Linked DNA regions of Homo sapiens: regions 1 and 2 are each linked to region 3. Evidence: chromatin loops called from intact Hi-C (ENCODE). Cell type or tissue: heart right ventricle. All regions are shown on one strand.

What was found. Hi-C counts contacts between places; a loop is a spot of excess contacts. Peaks named below come from ENCODE experiments on the same cell type or tissue, not always from the same donor. Only the 100,000 strongest peaks of a DNase experiment are listed, where the experiment ranks them.
Region 1: a loop joins it to region 3, with 2.3 times the contacts of the local background. A loop is called at or near these places in 24 of 110 quality-filtered maps.
Region 2: it touches region 3 in a loop (3-fold over the local background); 5 of 110 quality-filtered maps call a loop at or near these places.

What each region holds. Positions count from the first base shown.
Region 1 is chr5:74,289,694-74,292,193 of GRCh38, reverse strand. No RefSeq gene overlaps it. Among named protein-coding and RNA genes, the nearest start is that of LINC01335, 17 kb to the left of the region's middle. In heart right ventricle, a CTCF peak has its summit at 1,438; no DNase peak of the experiment used is centred here; H3K27ac peaks cover 628 bases.
Region 2 is chr5:74,164,107-74,166,606 of GRCh38, reverse strand. No RefSeq gene overlaps it. Among named protein-coding and RNA genes, the nearest start is that of LINC02122, 62 kb to the right of the region's middle. In heart right ventricle, no CTCF peak of the experiment used is centred here; DNase peaks (open chromatin) are centred at 1,486 and 1,766; H3K27ac peaks cover 2,082 bases.
Region 3 is chr5:74,647,615-74,650,114 of GRCh38, reverse strand. It overlaps a transcript of HEXB not described here. Among named protein-coding and RNA genes, the nearest start is that of ENC1, 8.1 kb to the right of the region's middle. RefSeq lists an enhancer at 987-1,066. In heart right ventricle, a CTCF peak has its summit at 1,127 (motif pointing right); no DNase peak of the experiment used is centred here; H3K4me3 peaks cover 352 bases.

The DNA of each region.
Region 1 (2,500 bases), 360 kb after region 3:
TTTCTTCCTGAGTACCTAGCCTGGATGCCAGGGAGGACCCAAAGCCACATGATCAACATAGGGCACAATCAAGGATGCTCATCTTGCTCAAATATAAGAAACGAAGGAGAGAAAATGTTGAGCATTTTAACTGGTATTTTAAAATTCTACATGTTAAAATAAACATGGATAGATTATGATGTATGGTATATAACAAACAATCAAGAGGAGATATGTATATATATATACACACACAAATATATATATATCTATATATATAAATTTATTATTATTATTTTGAGATGGAGTCTTGCCCTGTCACCCAGGCTGAAGTGCAGTGGCACGATCTTGGCTCACTGCAACCTTCGCCTCCCAGGTTCAGGCAATCCTCCTGCCTCAGACTCCTGAGTAGCTGGGACTACAGGTGCATGCTGCTGCACTCAGCTAATTTTTATATTTTTAGTAGAGCTGGGGTTTCATCATGTTGGCCGTTTTGGTCTGGAACTCTTGACCTCAGGTGATCTGCCTGCCTTGGCCTCCCAAAGTGTTGGGATTACAGGCAGGAGCCACCGTGCCCAGCCAAGAATATTTTTATGATGAAATCTCTTTGAAAAAATTTCTTTTTTCATCAGGTCACTTCAGGCTATACCTATAGATGTTGTGATAAATATATTCTCTGCTGACCCTGGGAACGATTTGATGGAAAACGCTGAAAACCCTCTTAAATATATTCTTTTATGTGAGCTTTTAATAGGAGTTATATGGCTGACAATTCAAATTTGGGGTCCCCAATCAGACCTTAAAGAGTAGACTTTGTAGATTAAGAAAGGAACCCCAGATCTTTGTCCTAAGCAGGCAGGCAGAAAAAAATGAGATTTTGTTGTTAAATGAACACATCCCCCGTCTTTTTTCTGAGCAAAAAAAGCTTTATTCCAGCCAACACACAAATGCTAGCATACCTAGGCACGCCTGGATGGAGAAATAGGTGAGCTGTGAGTTATAGATCCTATTCTAGTTTAAAAATCTATGTGATTTAGTGAAGGGTTTTGCATTTGCCTGCAATAGTCTTTGCTGTCATTTTAACCTTTACACTAAAAATGGGTCTTCCATTGAATTACTTTGAGTTATTGCCAGGGTTAAAGAGCAGCACTAGAGTTTCAAGCATGGTAGAGGCTTCTGTTTAAAATGGGGAACAAGTTTCATTCCAATCCAGGGACACAAAGACAGCAGAGTTTGCTGATTTTTATTACTGTGGCAGCTCCTTTGTAAAACTTCCCATCCCTTCTCCAGCGGTTTCCTGTCACATACTTGGAATAAAACTCACAGTCTTGCCCATAGTCCACAAGGACCTATGGGATCTGTGCCCTTAGTCCCTCACTCACTGTCTGGCTTGCTCCTCTCTAGCCATGGTGGCTAATGGCTCCTCATGTCCACCTCTGGCTCAATGCTCCACCTGGTGCCTCTTCCCCAGACACCAATAACATTGATCTCTCACCCTCAAGTACCTGCTCAGTTTTAACCTTCTCTCTGCAGCCTTTCCTGATGCATCATCCCTGTTCCCTTAGCCAGCCTGTTTTTTCCTTCAGAGCACTTATCACTACCTTTATATATTTCTTTGATGATTTGGTTTATTGTCTATCTTTCCCTAGTAGAATACAAACTCCACAAGGGCAGAGAATTTGTCTGTTTTGTTCACTGCTATATTCCATTATCTAGAACAAGACCTTGCCCAGAGTATAGACTCCATAATTATTTTGGAAAGAATAAGTTAATATTTAATATTCTGTTCATCTTAGACGATCAATGGCCAGAAAGAGGCCACTGTATGAAGATTGGCGGCCTGTGGTCAGTGTCACATGACTAGTAACAGCATTTGTGTGGTGAGAAGAGGCAGGGGAATAATGAGTTGAAACATTTTTAAATCTCCTCTTACGGGAGAAAATTCTGGAGAATCAGGATCTTTAAGGAGGATGCTAGAAATAGAATATGGTAGAGCCAATTAGTACCTTGGGAGATGGTTCTGAGACTTTGCATCACCAGGGATCTCTTTTTAAAATCTCTCCCATATATTTTGTCAGATCTTTCTATTAAAACCCTAAACTTTTTCAGTAGTTCATTGATAATTTTCACTTTTGTTAGGTAAAGTCATATGCAGCTGCCAATTAGAATGCCAGACAGATTGAAGTAAAATAATCAGAATATCATGAGACTATGAGATAATTTCTTCCAAAAGCAAGGGCAGAGCTGGTGCAGCCTCAGCTCCAATAATTAGGTGCTCCCCACTGGACTCTCCAAGATTTTAAAAATAGCTCAAGGGCCCCCTTGAGCTATTTAGCTCAACGGAAATGCTGTGACTTGCCCAAGATGACATAGCAATTTATTGGCAACATTAGGCCAGAATCCTGGTCCTGTGACTCCCATGTTAGTGCTCTGGTGTATTAAAGGTATAATTTCCCATGGAGCCTACTCATATGGTAGCTCTGTTTGAGTTATGTACTTAGAGGCCAAGGCAACAATAGCT
Region 2 (2,500 bases), 480 kb after region 3:
ACCTCTTTATGTACATGTCTCATGGCATCTGACACATAACATTTGATTCCACCCCCAATATTGCTTTTACCTTCCCAACCTTGGCAATAGCACTATAATCTTCCAAAAATCAAGAAATTATTCTCAAGTTCTATTTCTCAGCCCCTGCTCACCCAGCCCTATCCTACATCCAGTTAATGAGTGAAGCCTATGGATTAAAACAACAACAACAACAACAACAACATATATCCTGAGTCTGAATCAGATAATGACTCCCCCTGCTTGAGATCTATCAGGGCCTTGTTGTGCTCTTAGAGAAGAATACCAGCTTCCCACAGTGGTTTCAAGGCCTGATATGATCCATTTCCTGTTGAAGGTTTTATTCCCCTCTCCCCATGATTACTTTCATCATTCCTTAAAGCAAAACTTTCCAAATACAGCACTGAACGAGATGGAAAGGAACAATAGCTTCCCAGCCTAGTATAGTCCTTATTTACCGTTGATAACTTCCTTATAAAACAATGAGGAACAAACTCTCAGAACAGGGGGACTATGCCAATGAGAGTTCAGATGCTGCAATTTTAGATTATTCCCCAGCTTTCTGCTTTGTAAATTTGTAAATTTAAAACAGTGTTTTGTAAATTTGTAAATTTAAAACAGTGTTTTGTAAATTTAAAAATAAGCACAGACCACAACTGGTGATACACCTTTCTTTATGAATGAAACAGGGACCATCCCTTCATTTTATGAGATATTTTTGGAATATTTTCACAACCAACCAATCAACCAATGAATATTTGATATGTGCCTACTATATGCAGGATATTTTGTGCAAGAATTTTAAGACGTGGCCACTGCCTTTTGAGGTTATTACAATTTAGGTGAAAGACACAGATATCCATAGAAAGTTAATAAAAAGCAATATAGAATTAATAACGTATCATTTTGTAGGCAATGACCTAAAGCACTTGAACTCCTAAGGGTCCCTCCAAGTCCATGATTTGCTGCTCTGTTTTAGACAGTGAATGAGTGATATAGATTTGTGTGCCTCAATCTTTAAAGTGCAAAGAATGCCTGTTAAGATATAGATTCAGATTTAATGGGTCTAAGTGGGGTCCTAGTACTTATAGTTCCAAGAGATTCCCAGGTGATGGCAATGCTGTTGGGATGAGGACCACACTTTGCATTGCAACAGGATAGAAAAATGCTACTTAAAGTACGGTCACCAAATTCCCAGGCCCCTCTCCAGACCCCACTGAATCTGAATCCATGGGCTTGGGCTCATGAATGGTGTTTTAACAAATTCTCCAGGTAATTTTTACACATTCTAAAGACTGAGAAGCACTAATACAGAGATTAAGTGCTGTGAGGGCCAGATGCATTGAGTTCTGGATACATGTACTTTTCCCCAGCAAATAGTCCCCAGGGTGACATCAGGTCTTGGCCTTTTTCAGGGACTGTCAATTCAGTACCAAGTGGCCTGGCTCGACTCTTCCAGCATAAGCAGCCAGAAGACTGGCCAGGAGCTGTAACTAGAGACTAACACACCCCAACATGTTTTTAGGAACAGATTGGATCATGCCAGAAAGGAACCGTGATTTAGCCAGATTAATGGCTATTCTTATTGTAATACTCATGAAGAACAGAGACTTTGTAATGGGTTTAGCAGATGTGGACATCTTAATGCCAGAGAGTCTCCCGGCCTAAAAGGGAATTGCAATCATCCAATATGTTTTCCCATCCTCTGGCCTGAGATTGAGTTGTCACAGGCTCCCAGACACTGCTCCAGGCACCCCAGATGGTACTGGCTGACACACTCAGAGCATGTCATTATGAATACATGCAAACCACATGAGGGTCACTAGCTTCTGGATTAAATGCATGGTACTAGCTCTACTCTCAAGGTCCCTAGGACACTGCTGGGAAAAGGAGGGGTAAGTGGGACCCCAGGTGCTGGGAGGTGTTGGGAAATTGAGGACCCGTGGGAAACCCTTAGGGAGAGGAAGCCAAGCAGACATTGGAGGATTCCTCTAATAATGAGTTAAATGTGACAGAAAATATATTCAAGTTCTGGCACTTTCTTCCTCTTTCTCTTTTAATTTCAATACTGTTTGACTATTTGGCTTAGGAAGCATATTTTTGGGATCAGGGTAGTACCACTAACTTTTCATTCTATCAGATAATTTAAAAATGATTTTATTTAGTTATTTTGCCAGTAGCATAATGACTTTGTCCAGCTAGCAATAAAACAAAGGCAAATGCTAACTTGGAATTGACAAATTCCTTGGATAATCAGTTTTCTTTATTTCACAAATCTAAGAACTTTATTAATCAAGACTTGTCACTGACTCTGGTTTTAGAAGTTGAGCCCACCGGAATCCAGTTCTAAAAGATAGAAAATCAGTATGTCTGCCCCAGGCCAGCATTATCCTGATGCCTTGCATTGAAGAGAAGCCCTTTCTGTTGTTCCCAAACTCAAAACACAATCAAAAACAACAAACAAAAAGAAAAAGAAACCAAA
Region 3 (2,500 bases):
GTGCATCGTGGGTTTTTAAACATAATGTCACAGTTGCTGGCTACAGCCAAGAAGTTAAACACTTCCTTCATTTTCCATTGCATTTTTGCTCCAGATCCTTCCAGGAGGATACCCAGAGCTTGCCTGGACATTTGGATTACAGATTTCAAAGTGGGAAAAAGATGCTTCTCTCAATATTTGGGATTTGATCATAGTTGGGGAAACAGTGCTTCATTCCATAGTTAAGGAACTATGTCTGATCTAAATTTAAAAGAGCAATTTGATTAGGACATTCCTTTGCTTGTGAACTGATGTAACAATCTCTTATGGGTACTGTGTGCCAGAATGAAAGAATGATCTGGTAAGACATTCAATCAACTATGGTAAAAGAGTACAAGTGGATTAAAAAAACACAACTATACCATTTTAGTCAATTGATTCCAGCTTCTCATTTGTCACACCTTTATCAGGCCTGTCAACATGGAGCAAAGTAAACCAAGAAAATCATTTCTTAGAAATCCACTGGGTATGTGCCAGGTGTTCAAGGCTGGCATTCCAGAGAACAGAAAAGAATGGGCCTTAGATAATCAGGAAAATAGAGGAGGCAATGTAGTTCAGTGGTTAAGCACTCAGCTCTTGGCTTCACCGAAGTGAGACATTATTCTTTCAGGGTTGCTGTGGGGATTAAAGGAAATAAGCATAGAAAGTGCCTAGCACACAAGACCATATAAATGTTAGGGATTCTAGTCATTGTTACTAGCTCCAAGACCATCCCATTGGACAAATGAGTCCCTGTCCAGGGGCCCTCAGGACAACTTATATTATTATTGTGCACAGAGGGGGCAGTGGCACTGGGTTGGCTAGTTGGAAATTGCTCAGTCTCTGCTGAGAAAATACATGACCCAGCTGTGCCCTCTGCTAGCCAGTCTAAGGAACACAGGAGCTCACGGCATTGTTGCAGGCCGGCCGGACCCCAGATTACATTTGGCATTGCTCATTTGAATGCAGAAACTTTAGGGCTATGACAGCAAGAGTGGCTGCTCAAACGGATCCACAAGGGTCTACACACAATGTTCATTGTTTTCTTTTTCGGTAGGGTTGGTTTTGAATATCTTCAGACCCTTCTATAATTGGTTTTTCATTGTAGCCAGAAGAGGGCACTATTGCTTTACCCAAATTCTGTGCTGTGGTCTGTGGAAACCCGCATTTGTGTTCTGTGCTACAGTGTTCCATTCCTGGTTTTGTTGAGGGTGGCAGTTTCATTCTTAGGTGACTAGCACAAGAAACACACAAACAAGCAAAAAAAGCAAAACAAACTTTTGTCCATAATAACACACATGCAAAAAATTGGGATGTGGAAAGTTGTTTATATTTTATTAAGCCATAGAAAATTATGTATGGAATTTTAAAAATGAACATGTATGCCGATGACATTGATCAAGATTCTGCCTGGAAAACCACTGTTTGAAAAATTAGAATGTACCTAGGTGTTCCTGTTCACTTTCAACAAGTGTCCTAGAAGAGGTGTAGAAGAAATTGGTGCAGTTTTGGAAAACCCCGGGATGTTTCCTCCCACTATTAAGACAGTATAAGGGCAATATAACTGTGGGGTAAAGCTGAAGAACAGAAAATAGGAATGGTTGCATGGTTCTTTCTGCAGATTGTGCTGGAGAAGGGGATTGGAGGTGTCAGGGGACTGCACCTTTCCTCTTGTCCTTCGGTACTATTTGAGTGTGCCTCCATGTGTGTTTACTACTTTGACTAATATTAAGAATTTAAAAAGTCAACTACAAAAGTAAATATGTTTTTTAATACAATAGTCAGAAGAAATGGTTTCATCTCTTACAATAATCTAATGCTTGGACCATTTGGGATAATTTTCTTAAGGCAATGCAAGTTTCTCAGGCATTAAATAAAAGACCATTCACAGAGATCTTCAGTTTCAGAGTGCTTTTATGCTCTATAATCCTCAAGTATCCCTGCAAACTGGATATTATAATTATTAGGCCCCATTTTACTGATGAGAAACTGAGTCTGAGAGAATAAATACTTTGCCCAGGATCACATATTTGCTAAATGGTGGCATTTCAGCCTAAACATGGGTTCTCTTGGCCTCCATTAGACCACCTCTGTCTTTCAGAGTTGAAAGGAGATACCTTCCAAATGCAAATACAAGTACACTGATGGCAGGCCAAGCCTAGACACTGTAAGATCACAATGAAAGGCTGGGAGAGAAGCCTAGTGAAACTGGGATATTCCTTAGCACGATGCCTGTAAATAAATATTTGTTGAATGAATGACTGATTGGCTAAATGAATGAAACCACAATTTCTCAGATAACTGTGGGTATGAAAACTGACATAACTATTTGAATATACATACTTTTAAAAAGTTACCATTTCCTCCTGATATGTCAATATTTCCAAATATCCTCAGATAAAGAAATTGCAAGTCTTCCAACTTTATTTGGGATCTTATAGTGAATGTTTTCTAAAATTACTTACGAGGCTAAGAGAAATTT